Linked DNA regions of Homo sapiens: region 2 is linked to region 1. The links are chromatin contacts, found by Hi-C or POLR2A ChIA-PET in ENCODE. All regions are on one chromosome and are shown on one strand. Each heading gives the region's core, a stretch centred on a gene start or an enhancer-like site at or near the end of the contact. The rest is flanking DNA. Distances are from core to core; before and after follow the strand shown. Region 1 holds the start of GMPPB (GDP-mannose pyrophosphorylase B). Region 2 holds the start of GNAI2 (G protein subunit alpha i2).

The links. A loop is a pair of places that touch in the nucleus more often than their neighbours do. ChIA-PET counts read pairs that join two places held with the same protein, here RNA polymerase II (POLR2A). Pooled maps may share reads with other maps.
Region 2: a loop to region 1 is called in a pooled map, with 5 times the contacts of the local background. The contact joins the promoter of GNAI2 here to the promoter of GMPPB in region 1. A Hi-C loop is called at or near these places in 3 of 37 single-sample maps with no recorded cell type and 11 of 50 pooled maps. POLR2A ChIA-PET finds 5 or more read pairs at or near these places in 2 of 52 experiments (PC-3 and activated T-cell).

Annotation. Positions count from the first base shown.
Region 1 is chr3:49,722,413-49,728,168 of GRCh38, forward strand. It overlaps GMPPB (GDP-mannose pyrophosphorylase B), which reads right to left and starts at 1,539. Exons shown (of 9, transcript NM_021971.4): 1 at 1,186-1,539; 2 at 980-1,060; 3 at 842-890; 4 at 560-702; 5 at 184-342; 6 at 20-98. The coding sequence starts at 1,314. It overlaps IP6K1 (inositol hexakisphosphate kinase 1), which reads right to left. Exons shown (of 6, transcript NM_153273.4): 5 at 5,691-5,756; 6 at 1,882-5,243. The coding sequence ends at 4,710. RefSeq lists an enhancer at 843-942 and a silencer at 1,583-2,032.
Region 2 is chr3:50,233,224-50,238,979 of GRCh38, forward strand. It overlaps GNAI2 (G protein subunit alpha i2), which reads left to right and starts at 2,981. Exons shown (of 9, transcript NM_002070.4): 1 at 2,981-3,230. The coding sequence starts at 3,113. RefSeq lists enhancers at 1,638-2,248, 2,249-2,859, 4,714-4,793, 5,302-5,756 and a silencer at 2,729-3,188.

The DNA.
Region 1 (5,756 bases), core at 289-2,788:
TGTGGCCTCCCTGCCTCACCCTGTAACTCCATGGCATATAGCTGCCCCTCCTTGGCCATAATGGGGAAGACCTCCTTCTCAATGGACGTAGGCTGCAGCTGTGGGAGTGGGCAGCTTGTGAGCAGGGTCATGGCGGTGATGGCCTGCCCCACCCCAGCCCACCAACAGCTGTCTCCTACACACCTGGATGCGCTGCAGCACTGCAGGGCTCAGGATGTACATGCCTGCGTTGATCTTATTGGACACAAACACCTGTGGCTTCTCCACGAACCGGTGAATGCGGCCTGTGTCAGCCTCACACACCACCACACCGTACTTGGAGGGTTCCTCCACCTTGGTCACCTGAATGCAAGGAAGGGGACCTCGGACCTAGTCCAGTGTTCCTAAGCCTTGATACACATGCCGTTCCAGATCTCAAGAGACTCTGCCCCAAGTGCTTAAAGATACATACTGCACAGCTCTGTATCCATAACATCCGAAGGCAGATGAAGGCTAGGGGGCATGGGAGGCTGGGCATGGAGGGTGAAAGTGTCAAGAGAGAGAAGACCTGGCGCCTTACCAGGATGGAGCCCTCCTGGCCATGGTGCCGGTGGAACTGCACCATGGCTTGGAAGGGGAAATCGCAGATCACGTCACTGTTGAGGACGAAGAAAGGGTCTGCAGTCTCAGAGAGTAGGTCACGGGCCAGCGCCAGGGGCCCAGCTGGGGGAAGGGGACAGGTCACCACCTTGCTGGAGGTCTGAGTCCCTGGATTCAGGCTCAGCAGGCCCACTCCAGGCTGGGTCTTACCCTTTTCCTGGCCTTAAACCCTCCCCCAAGGGACCTTTCTGCCTCTACTGACCTGTCCCCAAAGGCTCCTCTTCATGGGACATGGAGATTCGGATTCCCAGCTGGAAGGAAGAGGCCCCCCCAGTCAGGTTCTACCAGGATGGGAAGTTGGGCGGGGACCGAGAATAAGGGCCAAGAGTCTGTGCCTCACCCTCTGCTCCTGTGCCTTCATTTCCTTCTCCAGCACCTGCGACATGTAGCTCACGGCCAGGATCACGTGGTCCACGCCTGCCTGTCAGAACGCAGGCCGACGGGCGGGCTCAGTCAGAAGGTACGGGAGCCCCTGACCCCTAGTCGCTGGCCATCCCTAGTCCCGCCAGATCCGAACGCGACTCTGATCCCGACCCAGGGTCTTACCGCGGCTAGCGCCTCCACTTGGTGCAGCAAGATGGGCTTATTGCAGAAGTCCACCAGTGGCTTCGGGGTGCTCAGCGTCAGCGGCCGTAGCCGCGTCCCATAGCCCCCCACTAAGATCAGTGCCTTCATCGCGCCTGCGGACGTTGAGGGGGTGTCCCGGGCTCTGAGGTGCCTGCAGCCCGCCTGGCCGGTCCCTGCCGCGCACTCCCAACGCCGTGCCCGGCCCCGCGCCCTTCACCAACCCGCCTGACAGACTCTGGCTCCACCTCGTCCGCCCGGTCGCCCTGACGCCGGATCCAGGGCCGCCACAACACAGAACGCGACACCGGGTAGACGGCTGCTGGCCCCGAACTCAGGCCGGACCCGGCGCGGGCAGTGACGCGACCACCGCGGGCCAATCGGCTGCCGCGTACGTGGCACGGCCGCCGGCGTCGGAACGTTGGAGCGCAGCGCTGCGACAGACGTAGCCAATGAGCGCCCGAGTACGCCGGGCTGCCATGGAGACCCGGGCCGGGACCCGCGGGTCAGCTGGCCATTGGCGGATCCAAAGGCGGAACTGGCGCCAAGGGCGAGGCCTTGTTCCCTGCTTCGCCGCGGTCCAGCAGCCGCCGGCCCCGCCCCACGGCCCCGGCCTCGCCCCGAGGGTGACCAGGGAAGGCTCCCGGGCCACGGGATTTTCACAAAGACAGACTCGCCTCCGTTTCTAGCGGCTTTATTTTTGACATACACGACCTCAGACACAAGCGGGGCGGGCAGCGCTAGGTGTACAGAAAGGAGCGGGCTCGGACCGAGCACCCCCTCCCCCGCACGCAAGGTCCAAAGCAAACGCAACTGCGGCGGGAGCCACCGGCGCAGGCCTCGGGCGGTGGAGACAGGCTTAGCTTCCAGGAAAGAGCAGCAGAGAGCGATTCCCAGAACGCGAGGGCTTACAGTTCCCCGAGAAGCAAAAGAACCAGGTCCTTCCCAGGGTTCTCCATTATTTTTTCCTCATTAAAATATATTTTAAGTCAGCACAAACATAACCAAATTGTACAGCTTTAAAGTTCAAAGCAGTCTGCATCTAGGGAACGTGCATGTGGTCAGGAGTGAGCGCGTGAGCAGCGGCTACGTAACTAGCACAGGTGCCAGGCCCCTTGATGGGAATCCCCATGCTCACTGCACAGGCCCAGAGAGGGAGGGGTGGGGTCCCTGGCAAGTTGCTACACTGGTCCCCTTCCTCTTTTAAGCACCACCCGTCCCACCCCACCCTCAGGGGCTGGTGTCAGCTTGGCCCAGGGAAGCACTATAGAGAGGGCTCACCTGAGCACCCCAACCCATGATCCCATGTTGCACTTTGTTCCCAAGTTGGGGCTAAGAAGGCTGGGCCTGGCAGGGACAGGGCTCTCTGGCATGGGGCAGGGAGAAAGCAGTGGCAGACAGTATGCACACACACTTGCCCACTACCATTAAATAACAGGGCTGGGTCTCCAGGTGTCCAAAGTGCTGAAAAGAGGGGCCCTGCTCTAAGGGAGCAGCAGCAAATCCCAGGCCTTCCCACTCTTTGTAGTGCCAGGAAAATACTGAATGTAAGTGGGTGCAGCTTTGCTCGCTGTGAGGAGCAGCAGAATGCGGCAGCCTCTCCTCCCAGAATCGAGGAATCTGGGAGGCACAGGACATCCCCAAAAGGTCCCAAACAGTTCCAGACCCTATGTCTTACCCTCCACCCTACCAGGGAATGACTATCTACACTAATGAAGGGCTACTGCCCCCATGGCTGAAGCCACAGAATGGTACAGGAGAGAAGACTGTAATTTGTGACCAGAAACAGGCAAGCTGTCCCTCCCAGCCCCAAAGAATGGGAACCTGCCCACCAGTGGCACCAGGGCTGGGGGCTAGGAGAGATGGCATCCATCAAGGAGCCCTTAAGAGGCTGCATCTTTAAGGACCAGGAAATGAGTCCATCAGTTACCAAGGCTTCTCACAGCTGGCAGGCTTACCTTTAAAGCCAAACAGGCACTTGCCTAAAGTGACAATGAACAGTGTGGCCCTAGGCTCAAAGGAGAGGGTGCTAACCTTGGCAATGGCTGAAATCGGTGTCACCTCCTGGCCATCTGTTAGAAGCAGCAGATCTGTGCCATTAAGGGCTGGCAGCCAAAATGACTAAAACCATGAGAAAGGAAGGGTCACTCCTCAAGCCCTCACTGCCCCACTCTAAGGGTTGAGGGCCATATTCTAGGCCCACAGAAATGGTGCTGGGTCAACAGGGAAACACCAATTTATTCTGCTATCAGGTCTTTATAAAAAGGCAACACCTGTGGAGGAAGGGCATGGGGCAAAAGCTCACCTCAGAAGTGGAAGTGTTCTGCTGAGGAAAGCATGAAGGAATGAGTATATACTAATGAACAAGGCTACACCCCAGGGGAAGGATCCCAAGGGACGGGCTGGCAGCCGGACACATGGACAAACTGATGGACCCAGGACTGATCAGACAAAGCTCTCATTAGCAGAATGTGGGCACCTGCACCCAGGGCCCATACCACGTCCCTGTGAGCAAAAAAGCTTAAAGTTCTCCCTCCAGGCCCAGGGCCAAGAGCGCCTCACAAAGGGCTGCTGCCTTGAACTTGGCCTGGGGAAATGAGACCCTGAGCGGACCACAGCCCTTGAGCCCTGGGAGGAGCAGCCCATCCAGCAGCAGCACAGCTGCCGAAACTTGAGGAAGAAGACTCCCACCCATAGCACAAGAACTGCAAATACTGTCTGGGCCAGAGCCACCAGAGGCCCTGAGGCCTGCTAGGACACCGACTATCCCCCACTTCAGTGGGGTGGGAGGGAGTGGCCTTCTTAGGCAAGGGAACTTGGTGAGAGAGGCTGTTTCAGGAATAGGACAGGTGCCAACCTGTCACGTGCCAACAGGTGCCTGGGGAACCCAGGCGCCGCCCTCTGCCATAAGTTGGCCTCAGCCCAGCTTCATTAATCTAGCCCCATGCTAAGGTCAGACCGAAGGATGGGTCCAGCTTTGTGCAGTCAGCCCTGTGGTGCCCTGAGGGCACCTATTAAAGAGCTAGCTGACACCCACAGCATAAGACTGGAAAGCCCCCAAGAAATGGGCACCCAGAGCCCTCTACTTCTGGGGAACAAGGGAAGAGTGGGCGTGGAGGGGCCCTGCACCAGCCCAGGGCTTTACCTTACAATCAGCAGGGCCCTGCAGCCACAGATCTCAAAGATCTAGACAAGAGAAACCAATGTCCAAGGGCACCCTGTCCCTGCTGCCAAGCCCACCAGGGGCACCTCTTCCTTCCTAAGGCAGCCTGGACACACCAGTCAGAGCCACAAAGCTGAGGAGCCTGGCTGAGAGGGCGTGTGGTCTGCCCTCCTTCACTTTATATATATGGATTCCAGGCTACAGCTAAAAACATTTCTTTTAGTTTACACCAAAGAGAAATATAACCCTTTAAAAGCAAGTCTGTGTGTCCTCACGGCAAGTTCAGAACAATGGTCCCTGCCTGCAGTGGAGAGGAAGGGGTTCTGGGGGCCCAGAACAGGGCCTACTGGTTCTCGTCCCGCATCTGTTCCATGATGCTGATGAGGTTCTCCAGGCCAAACACGTAGCCTCTGTCTGGCCCATCATGCACGGTGGGGTCATCCCGGAAGCCCTTGAATGTGCTGTGTGCAAAGTCAATCATGCGGACATCCACCTTGGGCTGAGAGGAGGGACCCGCCTCGGGGCTGGTGTTGCTGGGGCTGGTGCTGGGGCCACAGGATGACGCCACCTCAGGGAGCACCATGTCCAGGTGCTTGAGACGCATCTCAGACCGGCGGTCCAGGCAGGACTCAGCCCGGCACTCCTTGCCATCATAGATGACAAGCAGGGAACTGGAGTAGAAGCGGTAAGAGGCCTGCCGCTCCAGCACAGCTTTCAGGCCCCGCAGTTTGCTCAGGATAGGCTCAAACAGGTCACGTCGCAGGTCCAGGCCATTGTGCAGATATTGATAGAGGGCATTGCGGAAGCCTTCAATGGAGAGCCCACGGCCATAGTACTTGTTCCTGCAGAGGTAATGCCCTGTGTCCAGCTGGTACACCTGAAACCCCAGGAGGCAGACAGGGTGAGTGCCAGGGAAGTCTGAAGAGCTCACAGTGCCCTGGGCAAACACTGTCTGGAAGGGACTTTGACCAACCTGAGCTTTTCTGCTCACCTATCTAAGTGGAACCAGGCAGGCCACATTCACCCTGGGTTTTCCCATTGCAGAACCAAGAGAAAGCAATACCAGGCCTATGGGTTCCCTGCCCCCAGCTTTGGAGCCCTCCTCCAACATCGGAACATCTTGTTGACAGGCAAGAGTCTTATTTGTCCCAATGTCGAGGCAGCAGACTCTCACAGTGGTCCTGCACCTGAGGCCCATATCAAAGTCAACAGGTAAGGACAGAGGGGCTCAGGAGGACACACTTGGCATAGATGGCAGGCAGGTATGAGCACAACCCAAATCATGCAAGTGGCAGCACCTAGGCTCTGAGCAGAGGTAACTCACCTGCATGCCGCAGACCCTGACGCCCAGCGTGGCTGATGTGCTCTGCTCGCATTTCCGCATCTGCCG
Region 2 (5,756 bases), core at 1,731-4,230, 510 kb after region 1:
GGCGGGAAGGGTGCCATAACCACAGGACCTGGCCTGGGGCTGGGGAAGGCCATGCCTTCCAGTAGCCCCATCTTGCCCTGCCTCCATAGATTGGGGTCTGTGTTGCGCCCACCTACTGAGAGCTGGGCCTCCAAGGGGCTGACAGGTTCTCCCTGTTGCCTGGCAACTGTGAGAGCTGTTGGCTGTTGCTAGGAGCAGGCTAGAGAGGCCAGAGGAGCGAGGATCAGCTCTCAAGCCTGGGGCAGGGTGACAGGTAGAGGGAAGGGGAGGGTCCCACCTTGGAAGCCAGTTTGTAGTCTGTGCGTGGACAGATTGTATTCTTGGCCATGTGTACCCATTTTTGTAGAGTGTGTTCTGTGGATCTGAGGCATGTTGGAGACTGACCTATGTGTGGGTGTCTACAGCATATCTGTGGCCCTGGTGGACATTATGTGTCCTCAACATGTTGCATGCCCATGGCAGGGCCTGCTTGAGCTTCAGAGCAGTGGTGGACATGGGACATCATATCCTATGTCTCAGGACAGGAGGGGGGCCTGAGGGAGTCATTGGAGGACTTCCAGGCCAATGACCCCTCAACAAGAGAGACATTCAGATAGGGATATGCAGACACTCCAGGGAGAACAGCCAGCCTGGGGATTGGGAGCTGGAACAAAATGTGTAACAAGGTTCTTTTTTTTTTTTTTTTTTTTTGAGACGGAGTCCTGCTCTGTTGCCCAGGGTAGAGTGCAGTGGTGTGATCTCAGCTCACTGCAATCTCCAGTTCCCAGGTTCAAGTGATTCTCCTGTTTCAGCCTCCTGAGTAACCAGGATTACAGGCACGTGCCACCACGCCCAGCTGATTTTTTTTTTTTTTTTTTTTTTGAGACGGAGTCTTGCTCTGTCACCCAGGGTGGAGTGCAGAGACAGAATCTCAGCTCACTGCAAGCTCCGCCTCCTGGGTTCACACCATTCTCCTGCCTCAGCCTCCTGAGTAGCTGGTACTACAGGCGCCCGCCACCACGCCGGCTAATTTTTTGTATTTTTAGTACAAAATACACCGTGTTAGCCAGGATGGTCTCCATCTCCTGACCTCGTGATCTGCCGCCTCGGCCTCCCAGTACTGGGATTACAGGCGTGAGCCACCGTGCCCGGTCTTTTTTTTTTTTTTTGAAATGGAGTTTCACTCTTGCCCAGGCTAGAGTGCAATGGCATGATCTCAGCTCACTGCAACCTCCGCCTCCTGGGTTCAAGTGATTCTCCTGCCTCAGTCTCCCAAGTAGCTGGGATTACATGTGCCCACCACCACACCCCGCTAATTTTTTGTATTTTAGTAGAGACAGGGTTTCTCCATGTTGGTCAGGCTGGTCTCGAACTCCTGACCTCAAGAGATCTGCCTGCTTCAGCCTCCCAGAGTTGCTGGGATTATAGGCATGAGCAACCATGCCCAGCCAAAATGTGTACCAAGGTTCTAAGGAAGGGGTTTATGCTAAACACCGGGCTGTTGGTGGCAAGCACCCTGTCTTGCTTCAGGGGCCTTCCCTTTGGGCTGGGGCCTCCTAGCCTCATGGCACTGGGGTCACACAAAATGCCTTCGTGGTTAATTTTTGGCAGACCCTTCAAATGTCCAATCGAGGGTGGGGCTCTGGGCTGCTCCTGGAGCACAGGATCAGAAAGACTTGAAATGTTCAGCTAGAAACACTGCTGCTTCCACCCCACCTTTGCCTGGCCATAGGGTTGCAGCCATTGCCCAGTGGGGACAGGCCACAGGAGGGTGGGATGTGGGATCATGGCCACCTCCAGACGTGGACAGGCCATGGAAGAGACAGGTCATAAGATCATGGCCACTTTTGTTTCTAGAAGTCCAGTGGCAACTTCTTCCTCTTTCTTCCCTCCCAACCCCCTCACCCTGCCTGCCCGCCCTCCTCTCTTCCTCCCTCTCCACCCTCTCATCCTCTCTCCCTTTCTCCCTTGGGTCCTGATTGCCTGGTCCCAGATTGGAGTCCAGGATGGCTGCCTGCCGAAGAATGCCTCCCGGTAGATTGGGGAAGGATGGATATGAGAAGCCACCCAGCTAAAGGAGACAGCCTAGGCAAAGGTGTAAAGATGGAAACCAATTTTTTTTTTTTTTTTTGAGACGGAGTCTTGCTCTGTCGCCCAAGCTGGAGTGCAATGAATGGCGCGATCTCGGCTCACTGCAACCTCCGCCACCCGGGTTGAAGCAGTTCTCCCGCCTCAGCCTCCTGAGCAGGTGGGATTACAGGCGCCCACGACCACGCCCGGGTAATTTTTGTATTTTTAGTAGAGATGGGGTTTCACCATGTTGGCCAGGCTGGTCTAGAACTCCTGACCTCAAGTGATCTGCCCGCCTCGGCCTCCTAAAGTGCTGGGATTACTGGCGTGAGCCACTGCGCCCGGCCTTTTTTTTTCCTTTTTCGACTAGCTGCAACCCAGAGGGAGAAGGCGGTAAACCCGCCTTAAGACTGAGAAAACCGCAGTCCAGAAAGGCTCCCGAGTTCGTAGATCCCAAAACAAGTTTACTGGACTCATTAACTTTAACAAATGACAAAGACACGCCTCCTCCACCTAACTCGCCCAACTCGCAGAAGCTCAGAGGGCTGGTTCCTGCTCTGCCCTCGAGGGCACCGGATCCCCACCCTCGGGTTAACAGATCCGCCCTCCCGGCTGTCCAGCAACAGAGCTCCCGGCGCTCCGCACCCAATCACAGCCCGGTCCCGCCTGCAGCCCGCCCAGTGCCGGGTCCCGGGGTTTGGAACCACCCCTATTGCCTTTTCTCCGCGTGGCCCCGCCTGCAGCCCAGGCCCGAGCCTGGGCTGCGCCTAACTTCCCCCTTCGCTCCGCCCTCGAGCCAATCAACAGCCTCTAATCTCCTCTGGCCCCGCCTGCAAGCCCGCCCCGGCCCAGTCACAGGCTTGGTTCGCCCAGGCCCCACCCCCGGCCCGCCCCGCCGTCGGTGCGCGGCGGTAGGGAAGGCGCCTCCCGCAGTCGCTCGGAACTGCCGACCCGAGTGCTTCCCGCAGAGGGCTGGTGGTGGGAGCGGAGTGGGTCGGGCGGGGCCGAGCCGGGCCGTGGGCCGTGTGGGGGCCGGGCGGCGGCCGGGCCGGCGGACGGCGGGATGGGCTGCACCGTGAGCGCCGAGGACAAGGCGGCGGCCGAGCGCTCTAAGATGATCGACAAGAACCTGCGGGAGGACGGAGAGAAGGCGGCGCGGGAGGTGAAGTTGCTGCTGTTGGGTGAGGCCGCGTCCCGCACTGGGATCCTTGATTCCCAGCTCGAATCCCCAGACAAGGACTTTGACCTCCCAGACTAGGGCTTCAAACTCCCAGACCCGGGCTGTCTGGGACCCCACACCTGGGCCAGGACCAGGGTTGAAAACTCTAGATTGGACTAGACCTTTGATCCTGCCCAGACTCTAGACCAGACCCCTGTCTCATCCCAGACCCCAGACCTCCAAATCCAGTCAACAGTGCCCCAACACCCGCGGTCCAGTGCCCTGCTTGGCCATCCCCCCTTGCTAACTAGCTTCACAGAACTTCAGAGCCCCGCCATCCTTCCCTACACTTTGCCCAAACCCCCAGGATGCCCGCCACTTGTTCCCCAACCCTCAGGCTCCGCTTGTTTTCCTCACCTGCGCCTTTTATTCCTATTGGGCATGAGCATCCCGCGGGGCCCCTGCCAGGCCCCCCACCCACTCCCTCCTTCTCCTTCTGTGCCCCATCCCTAGTCTGGAATCTGTATCCTCCACCTGTGCACTCTGACCCAAGGAACCTCTCGAGTGGGAAACTGCTCTTGAGCCCCATCTCCAGCTGGAACCCCTTCAGCGAGCCCTGCTCCCTGCTTCCTGCCCTCCAGATCCTTCTCTGCAGGCATCACTCCCGAAACCCTCTGCTGATCCTCCCCTAAGTCCTCTTACACTCTGGCCTTCCCCAGATCCCTCCACCCTTCCTGCACCAAGTGGGCTGGGCTAGGAGGCGGGAGCCCTGGGTTGGAGAGGGCCTAGGCTGCCTTATGCAGAACCCCCACGGGGCTGGATTGAGGCTCCACTGGTCACGCTGGGGGAGGGGGCCAGGCCTCAGGCTTCCCAAGGAGGCTCTATGTTTTCCAGTTTCGAAGGCCAGTCTGGGAAGTAGGAGAGAGAGTGGAGGAGTTAGGGTTGTGGCCGCCTCCAAGGCCAGAAAAGATGGTGGCTGCTAGAGGAGTGGGGGGAAGTGGAAGTGGTGAGACAGCCGACATATTGCTGCCCCTGCGGGTGAGCCCAGGAGATCTGCTAGTAGGTGCTGGGCTGCCCACACCCCTTCTGGGCTGCAAGGCCTGGGATGTAGCCTCTGAGAGTTGGGGGGCTTGTTGGATCTTGGGACCCTGTGAAGGGGGATGGTGGACTAGCTGAATGAGGAGTTGAGGGGCCAGCTGGGGGTGGGCCAGGGTGCCTCTGAGCATCCCAGCTGGCCTTTTGCAAAGACGGTGGGCCTACTGGCTGTCCCCATCCAGCTTCCCACTGGAAGTAGGTGTGGTGCCCAGTGGCAGTCTAATTTTGATTTGGGGGTTTTAGAGTTGGGGGGAGGGAGGCCCTTGCAACAGCGCAGCACCGTTGTAGGCTGAGAAGTGCATGGGGGGGTGTGGCCCCTCGACTTCAGAACTGTCATAGGGCTCCCAGGCTGTGAAAAGCAGGGCTTTTCGTGCTGGACCTGTGGCCGAGGAACAGCATGTATGTCCATTATGGGCCATCTGTTGACTGTCCCTGCGGACCCGGCCTCCGGGGCACAGCCTTGGAGGTTTCAAAATGGCATCCGCTTCGCTGCTGCCTCAGGGAGGAAGAGAAGGGGCGGGAAGGGGCGGCGGCCCAGCCTCCTGGGCTGCTTTGCGTTGGGCGCTTGCCTCTTCCTGTCTCTGCTGTGAGTGCGGCAGCGGCAGTGAGTGGGTGTCGACGCGGCGGAATGCCCGTCGCTGCTGCTGCTGCTGCCCGACGGGCCTGGGGAGGGCACTTCCGGTACCGCTGCCTCCCAGTGCCCAGCCAGGAGTCTCTAGACAGCCTCTCCCCAGGCGATTGCAGTTACTGTGGTGGCCGAGGAAATGCAAGACTGGACCATAGAGCTGGGGGAACGCAGGGCTTCTGGCTAGTTTTGTGTCCCGACACCAGAAGGGTCCCCCATCCCACCAGGCCTGCTCCTTGGAGCCCAGCTCACCTTTTGGGCTAAGGCAAGTGAGACCTGGTAACTCCTCCCACACTGGGCTGGCAGCAGCCAGGGGTGCAGGGTCTGGCTTAGCACTTTCTAGCCTGGGAAGTTCACCCTGGGGTCCTGGCCTTCTGGCCTTTGCTTACTCTGTGAAATGGGCTTCCTGGGTTTTGGCCAAAGGAGTGCCCCAGGTCAGGATGGGGAGGGAGAACAAGAGCCTCCTGGTGGTTCTTGTTGGGGATGTAGGTTGGGAGTAAAGACCCTGCAGTGTGCTGCAAAGGGCTCTGACCAAGCTCTGCTTGATATTGATGACCCAGTCTGCCATGGCTGCCTGGGGAGGGATCCTGGCTTGAGCCATGCCTTTCCCATCCAGGTGCAAGGTGGTGATGGGAGCCCAGCTGTGGTAAGTTCAGAGTTCTGGGCGCCTGTCCCATGTAGCGGGAGACTTTGTCCAGGCAACGGGACTCAGGTTGGGCAACTGCCAGCCTTCCCTCCCAGCCAGAACCACGCCTGCTGCCCCGCCCGCACACCGCCTCCCTCCCATCTTGGGTAGCCCTGCCAGCAGGCAGGCACAGTCCTTGTCAC